Regions from separate parts of the Homo sapiens genome. Here all the other regions are linked to region 1. Evidence: chromatin loops called from intact Hi-C (ENCODE). Cell type or tissue: heart right ventricle. All regions are shown on one strand. Region 1 overlaps UBTF (upstream binding transcription factor). Region 2 has its middle 7.0 kb from the start of SLC25A39. Region 3 has its middle 20 kb from the start of GPATCH8.

The links. A loop is a pair of places that touch in the nucleus more often than their neighbours do. Peaks named below come from ENCODE experiments on the same cell type or tissue, not always from the same donor. Only the 100,000 strongest peaks of a DNase experiment are listed, where the experiment ranks them.
Region 2: it touches region 1 in a loop (5-fold over the local background); 104 of 110 quality-filtered maps call a loop at or near these places.
Region 3: it touches region 1 in a loop (10-fold over the local background); 10 of 110 quality-filtered maps call a loop at or near these places.

What each region holds. Positions count from the first base shown.
Region 1 is chr17:44,209,121-44,211,620 of GRCh38, reverse strand. UBTF (upstream binding transcription factor) reads left to right here. Exons shown (of 21, transcript NM_014233.4): 10 at 1-15; 11 at 290-331; 12 at 469-582; 13 at 674-829; 14 at 1,148-1,303; 15 at 1,387-1,497; 16 at 1,888-1,976; 17 at 2,080-2,269. All of the region lies in intron 1 of ATXN7L3-AS1 (ATXN7L3 antisense RNA 1), which reads right to left. Among named protein-coding and RNA genes, the nearest start is that of MIR6782, 2.5 kb to the right of the region's middle. RefSeq lists enhancers at 495-1,216, 926-1,220, 2,317-2,500 and silencers at 926-1,220, 784-1,253, 1,674-1,723. In heart right ventricle, a CTCF peak has its summit at 1,116 (motif pointing left); DNase peaks (open chromatin) are centred at 744 and 1,120; H3K27ac peaks cover 1,479 bases.
Region 2 is chr17:44,330,525-44,333,024 of GRCh38, reverse strand. No RefSeq gene overlaps it. Among named protein-coding and RNA genes, the nearest start is that of SLC25A39, 7.0 kb to the right of the region's middle. In heart right ventricle, CTCF peaks have their summits at 1,318 and 1,525 (motif pointing right); a DNase peak (open chromatin) is centred at 1,534.
Region 3 is chr17:44,522,134-44,524,633 of GRCh38, reverse strand. No RefSeq gene overlaps it. Among named protein-coding and RNA genes, the nearest start is that of GPATCH8, 20 kb to the right of the region's middle. RefSeq lists a silencer at 1,141-1,200. In heart right ventricle, CTCF peaks have their summits at 1,096 and 1,297 (motif pointing right); a DNase peak (open chromatin) is centred at 1,293; H3K27me3 peaks cover 495 bases.

The DNA.
Region 1 (2,500 bases):
AAGAAGTGTGATCAGGTGAGCTGTGGCAGGGGCCACCCTGCCTTGGGGTTTTGAAGCATGAGGTCTGATCCCATCTTGGGCCAGTCAGTCCCTGGTGGCGTGTGCCTTGGGTACCTGCCTCCAATACAGTGTGGGGCTGGGCTGGGCTTAGCAACTGAGCCCGTCCAGGCAGGGAGTCCAGCCCACACCCAGGCTCTGGAGGCCCGCTGAAGGTCACTGTCCTCCGAGTACTGCAGGGTCTGTGGTGACACTGTCTCCAGACTGATCCTGACTCCACTCACTTTCCCAGAAAAAGAAAGATTACGAGGTGGAGCTGCTCCGTTTCCTCGAGGTGAGTGTTCCTCCGGTGGGGCAGTGGGCAGAGAAGACTGGGACTTGGCAGGCAGAGCCCTGGTGAGCCCCTGGAGATAGGGCACCATGCAGTCTGGGTGCCAGGCATGCAGCCCCGTGCTCCTCTTTCCTGTCCAGAGCCTGCCTGAGGAGGAGCAGCAGCGGGTCTTGGGGGAAGAGAAGATGCTGAACATCAACAAGAAGCAGGCCACCAGCCCCGCCTCCAAGAAGCCAGCCCAGGAAGGGGGCAAGGTGGGCAGAGGGTGCGGCCGCGCAGGCGGGGGTGGGCAAGACTGGGCTCCCTGGCAGCACCCACGGACCCCGACCCTCTGCACCTGGACAGGGCGGCTCCGAGAAGCCCAAGCGGCCCGTGTCGGCCATGTTCATCTTCTCGGAGGAGAAACGGCGGCAGCTGCAGGAGGAGCGGCCTGAGCTCTCCGAGAGCGAGCTGACCCGCCTGCTGGCCCGAATGTGGAACGACCTGTCTGAGAAGAAGAAGGTCAGGCTGCCTGGCGGAGCGCTGTGCCCCCAGGGGGGCTGCCAGGGCCCCCTCTTCCCCTTGGCGGGCCGTGCCACCTCGCCCCTGGCCGCCTGAGCCACGCGGTGCCTGGGCTGGGACGTGGGGCCGGCGCCCAGCAGCCGGAAGGCGGGAAGCTGTCAGCTGAGCGCCGCAGACCAGGCGGGGGCGAGCCCCAGGCGGGAGACATCTGCACCAGCCCATGCTTCTGCCCGCCGGCGGGAGCGCCTGGGCTGCTGCGCGGGGAGCGCGCGCCCCCTGGGGGTGGGTGGAAGGCTGACGCCCGGGCCATCCCCGCAGGCCAAGTACAAGGCCCGAGAGGCGGCGCTCAAGGCTCAGTCGGAGAGGAAGCCCGGCGGGGAGCGCGAGGAACGGGGCAAGCTGCCCGAGTCCCCCAAAAGAGCTGAGGAGATCTGGCAACAGAGCGTTATCGGCGACTACCTGGCCCGCTTCAAGGTGACAGGGGTGGGAAAGGGTAGTACTGCAGCCTCTAGCCCCGGGTGACCCCTCCCACGGCTGATACCCTTATTGGTCCCCAGAATGACCGGGTGAAGGCCTTGAAAGCCATGGAAATGACCTGGAATAACATGGAAAAGAAGGAGAAACTGATGTGGATTAAGAAGGCAGCCGAAGACCAAAAGCGATATGAGGTAGGAATGGGGCTGGGGCCACCCCATTCATTGAAAGCTCGGGAACTCCCCTTTGGTTGGGCAGCTCTGAGCAAGAAGTCCCAGCCTTGGTCTGTGACTCTCAGCAAGTCTCAGCTTCCTTCTCTGAACCTCTGTCTCTCATCAGTAAGGTGGGGGTGACATTGCTAACCTCCAGGCTGACTCGGAGGATGCGAGCAGTTGTGAAAGCACTTGTAAACTGTGGTGCCTGCCTCAGACGTGAGCTGTTAGGAAGTTGCTCACTAGCTACCTGTTTCTCCTCCTCCCTGGCACAGAAAAAGACAGCCAGCTAAGGTGCTGATGGCATGAGGCAGAAGGCAGCAGTATTTTGGGGGTGGGACTGGGGGGTGAGCGTGACCTTTCTCCCTCCAGAGAGAGCTGAGTGAGATGCGGGCACCTCCAGCTGCTACAAATTCTTCCAAGAAGATGAAATTCCAGGGAGAACCCAAGAAGCCTCCCATGTGAGCCTGGGGGTTGGAGTCTGCCCTGGAGGTCGGGGAGGGTCAGGGCTGGATGGCTGCTTTGTTGGGGTCCTGACCCTCCTTCTACCAACCCACCTCCCAGGAACGGTTACCAGAAGTTCTCCCAGGAGCTGCTGTCCAATGGGGAGCTGAACCACCTGCCGCTGAAGGAGCGCATGGTGGAGATCGGCAGTCGCTGGCAGCGCATCTCCCAGAGCCAGAAGGAGCACTACAAAAAGCTGGCCGAGGAGCAGCAAAAGCAGTACAAGGTGCACCTGGACCTCTGGGTTAAGGTGAGAGGGCAAGGGACCCTTGGAAGGAACAGAGAGGCATCAGACTAAGCCAGCACCATCCTAGCCTGGCCCATCCACCCACTTGTGCTGGCTGGTCTCATTCATGATTTCATTCCATGCCCTCGCAATCCTTCAGGATAACGGTCACTATCACCCTTTTATTTTTATTTTTTTTTTTATTTTTTGAGACAGTCTTGCTCTCCTGCCCAGGCTGGAGTACAGTGGTGTAGT
Region 2 (2,500 bases), 120 kb before region 1:
CTGCTAGGATGATAGCTGGCATACTTCATTTCAGTGTTTTTAAAAGGTAGGTCCTGTTACTGTTTATTGAGATTTATATTGTGCCAGGTTCTGTATTATGCTCTTTAATCTGTAACACAATCCTTTGAGGTAGTACAATTATTATTCCCATCTTACAGTGAAATGACTAAGGCTGGGCCCTGTGGTGTAATCCTGACACTTTGGGAGGTGGATGCAGGAGGATCACATGAGCCCAGGAGTTTGAGACCATCGTGGGCAACATACTGACACCCCTTCTCTATAAAAAATAAACAAAAATTAGCTGGGCGTGGTGGTGCGTGACTGTGGTCCCAGCTACTGGTGGGGGGAGGGGGGAGAGAGCTGAGGTGGGAGGATCGCTTTAATCCAGGACGTCGAGGCTGCAGCGAGCTGTGATTGTGCCACGGCACTCCAGCCTGGGCAACAGAGTGAGAGACCCTGACTCAAAAAAATATATATATATATGTATTAGCCAGGCGAGGTGGCACGCTCCTGTAGTCCCAGCTACTTGAGAAGGTGAAGCACTAGGATCACTTGAGCTCAGGGATTCAATGCTGCAGTGAGCTATGATCACACCACTGCACTCCAGCCTGAGCAACAGTGAGGTCCCGTCTTAAAAAAAAAAAAAAAAAAAAAGGCCAGGCACGGTGGCTCACACCTGTAATCCCAGCACTTTGGGAGGCCGAGGCAGACAGATTACCTGAGGTCGGGAGTTTGAGACCAGCCTGACCAACATGAGGAAACCCTGTCTCTACTAAAAATACAAAATTAGCTGGGCGTGTACTTGGGAGGCTGAGGCAGGAGAATTGCTTGAACCCAGGAGGCAGAGGTTACAGTGAGCCAAGATCGTACCACTGCACTCCAGCCTGGGCGACAAGAGCAAAACTCCATCTCAAAAAAACAAAACAAACCAAACAAAAAATGAAATGGCAAATGACCTTCGGTAAAGTTCTTGAAGACAAAACCCAATTTTCCATACAACTGCAGAGTGGTTTTATTCCTGGAAAACTCAATGCATAGCAGAATATAAGTATTCAAAAGAAGTATGGTTACAACCTGGGCAGCATAGCGAAACCCTGTCTCTACAACAAATACAAACGAATTAGTCAGGCAGAGGAGTGTGCTACTCGGGAGGCTGAGGTGGGAGGATCGCTTGAGCCGGGGAGGTCGAGGCTGTAGTGAGCTGTGATCGTGCTACTGCACTCCAACCAGCGACAGAGTGAGAGACCCTGTCTAAAAAAAAAAAAAAAGGTGTGGGTATATGGGTAAAACAGAACCATTTTCCAGGTCTGAGAATTGCAAACATTTCCTCATGTATGTAATTGCCCAGAAAGACAGAAGGAAATTGAGAGATGTGTTCTTGTTGTTGGAAATTCCCTATTGTGTCAGACTGTCCTACACCTTACAGGGCATTTAGCTTCCCTGACCTGCCATCTATCAAATGCCAGAAGCCCCAGTCTTGTGACAACCAGAAATGACAGTGGCCGCATAAATTTCAAAAAATGTCCTCTAGGGGGCAGTAACGCTGCTGTTTGGAACGAGTGTCCAGCACGCTCTCAGCACCTGCTGTTTAATTTAACTCTGTCTTTGAGATTGTTTTACATAATGATATAGAGATCTGCAGCCCTCACCCCCCACCCCACCTGGATAGGTCAGGGAATGCCGCCCTTTCAAGGCTGTGTGGATTTGTCACATGGAGATAGGGTCACGTACTTAACAGTTCCCTTTCACGGGATGTTCTGCTGTTACAAAGAAGGCTGCAATGAAGAAGGCCAAGCTGGTACCATCATTTCACACTTGTATGAGCAGATGACTAGAGAAACGCTTAGAAGTGGCCTGGCTGGATCAAGGGTTTGGCGTTTAGAATTTTCATAGCTATGGCTAAAACTACCTTCCATATTAATCCACGCTGTCCCAGCAGAGCTCTGGGACCCAGGCTGGGGGACATGCTGGAAAGTCTTAGCCAGGACCCTCTCCCTCTAGGGGCCCACCTCCTCAGACCACACCCAGGGCCCCCCAATAAAGCCTTGGGTGCCTAGACACTTCCAGCCCACCTTCTCAGGCCACAGAGGCAGGGGGAGACAGGGAGGACTTCCCCAAATTGGGCTGATCCCAGCTGTTTTATATATATATATATATATATATATATATATATATATATATATATATACACACACACACACACACAAATATACATATATATACACTCACACACATACACACACGTATGCATATATATATATATATATATCTTCTTTTTTTTTTTTCTTTGAGACGGAGTCTCGCTCTGTCACCCAGGCTGGAGTGCAGTGGTGTGATCTCAGCTCACTGTGACCTCCACCTCCTGGGTTCAAGCGATTCTCCCGCCTCAGCCTCCTGAGTAGCTGGGATTATAGGCACCCGCAACCACGGCTGGCTAATTTTTGTATTTTTAGTAGAGATGGGGCTAACATTTTGCTACACTGGCTTTTTTTTTTTTTTT
Region 3 (2,500 bases), 310 kb before region 1:
GGGCAGAGATGCTCCTCACTTCCCAGATGTGATGGCGGCCGGGAAGAGGCGCTCCTCACTTCCTAGATGGGATGGCGGCCGGGCAGAGACGCTCCTCACTCTCCAGACTGGGCAGCCAGGCAGAGGGGCTCCTCACATCCCAGATGATGGGCGGCCAGGCGGAGACGCTCCTCACTTCCCAGACGGGGTGGCGGCCAGGCAGAGGCTGCAATCTCGGCACTTTGGGAGGCCAAGGCAGGCTGCTGGGAGGTGGAGGTTGTAGCGAGCCAAGATCACGCCACTGCACTCCAGCCTGGGCACCATTGAGCACTGAGTGAACGAGACTCCGTCTGCAATCCCGGCACCTCGGGAGGCCGAGGCTGGCGGATCACTCGCGGTTAGGAGCTGGAGACCAGCCCGGCCAACACAGCGAAACCCCGTCTCCACCAAAAAAATACGAAAACCAGTCAGGCGTGGCGTCGCGCGCCTGCAATCGCAGGCACTGGGCAGGCTGAGGCAGGAGAATCAGGCAGGGAGGTTGCAGTGAGCCGAGATGGCAGCAGCACCGTCCAGCTTCAGCTCGGCATCAGAGGGAGACCGTGGAAAGAGAGGGAGAGGGAGACTGTGGAAAGAGAGGGAGAGGGAGACCGTGGGGAGAGGGAGAGGGAGAGGGAGAGGAGGATTTTTTTTTTAAAAAGCCTTTATCCAGCTTTTGCATTTGTTTTCAATGGGAAGGTTGGTCTGAATAACTTAGCCTATCATTACAGGAAATGGAAGTCCTACCATCCTCCTCACTCCCTCTTTTTCATGTATGTTCTCCTTTCCCTGATGATCCAAATTGGAGCCATTCTCCAGGGACTGTCTCCAAGCCCATCTCTTCCATCGGCCCTTCCCTGTCCTGCCCCTGTTGAGCTTTCCTGCCCCTAGAACTAGAACCGATTGTCCCCTACTCAGTGGCAGCACGTGGGGACCTCTCCTGGATTGTTCACTTATCAGATAGCTTAGGAATTGATGTATTGTCTTCCACAGTAGATGATCAGCTCTGTAGGTGATCAGGGAAGGCAGGAATAGCTCCCACCAGTAGCTCAAAATCATAGCAAATAAGAAGGGTTGGTGGAGATAAGAGAGATTTGAGTACAGTAAGTTTGAAGCAGTTTCTGGTGTCTGACCAGGTATTCGATGGTACAGGTTAAGACCCTCTGTCCCCAACGGCTTCTTTAAACCCCTATTGGCCCCAAGGGACCTTCTTCCTCGAACTGGAGGCTTCTGGGAGAGGGAGCTTGGTTCTGGAAACCCCAGGTCAGACAGCACCAGGGGGCGGTAGAGGCTTAAAGGCAACTGCATTGCCCTGGCAGGAGAGTAGGTGACTGCCCAAGCATTCCCATTGCAGCCCTGGGCCACGTTCACGTACTTGGGGGTCGAGCCGGAACCGAACAGAACTAGGCTTAGACCAATGTACCTGCTCCAAGTTGGACCTCTTTCGGTCCCCAGGACCTAAAACAAGATATGATGAATGACCTCCCTTCCATCCTGTCCTGTATCCCCTTGGGTCCCGTGCTAAGGTGGCGCCCCACTGAATTCCAGTTTCTGGACCAGGGAAATCCTTTCAATCCACTCTCCTAATCATTCTCAGCTAAAAAAAAAAAAAAGTTTTAATATATGATAGTGAGTGTCAATTAAGGTATAAAAAAAAAGAGAATGAGGATGGACTTGCCTTATTGTGGCGTGATCTCTGCTCTCTGCAGCCCCGACCTCAGGTGATCCTCCCACCTTAGGCTCCCTAGTAGCTGGAACTACAGGTGCTGCACCACCACCCTCGGCTAATATTTTTATATTTTTTGTAGAGACAAGGTTTCACTATGTTGCCCAGGCTGATCTCAAACTCCTGGACTCAAGTGATCCACCCTCCTTGGCCTCCCAAAGAGCTGGGATTACAGGCTTGAGCCACCAGGCCTGGCTGAAATTCTAATATATAACACAGGGGTTTGTTCAGTTAAGTGGGAAAAGAATAAAAATGATTTTACCATAGCTGGATTTCCAAATGGAAGAAAATAAAATTAGAGCTTTATCTTATACCATATGCAAAAATAAACTCCAGCTGGATCAAAAATTTAAATATAAAACTAAATGCATAAAATCTAATGAAAATCTAGAAGCCCGCATGTATGATGTATAAGAGTGGGAAAATATTAACCAAGATTGAAAATCGAGAAGCTACAACAGGAAAAAAAGGGTATAAATATTTCACTGTATAAAAGTTAAAACATTTTGGGGATGGAAAAACAGGACATAAATACAGGCATTAGGAAAATTTTCTTTTAAAAAGGAAAATAGTAGATTTAGAAATACGTTGTAATGCAGGTGGCAAGCCATGAGTTAACAGCTGTACTATACAAAAAGATCTTACAAGTTAACAAGAAAAAGACAAACACTTCACGGAAAAATGGTGAAGTCATGGATAGAGGATTCATGGAAACACAATTATTAAAAAAGACTCAGGCCTGTAATCCCAGCACTTTGG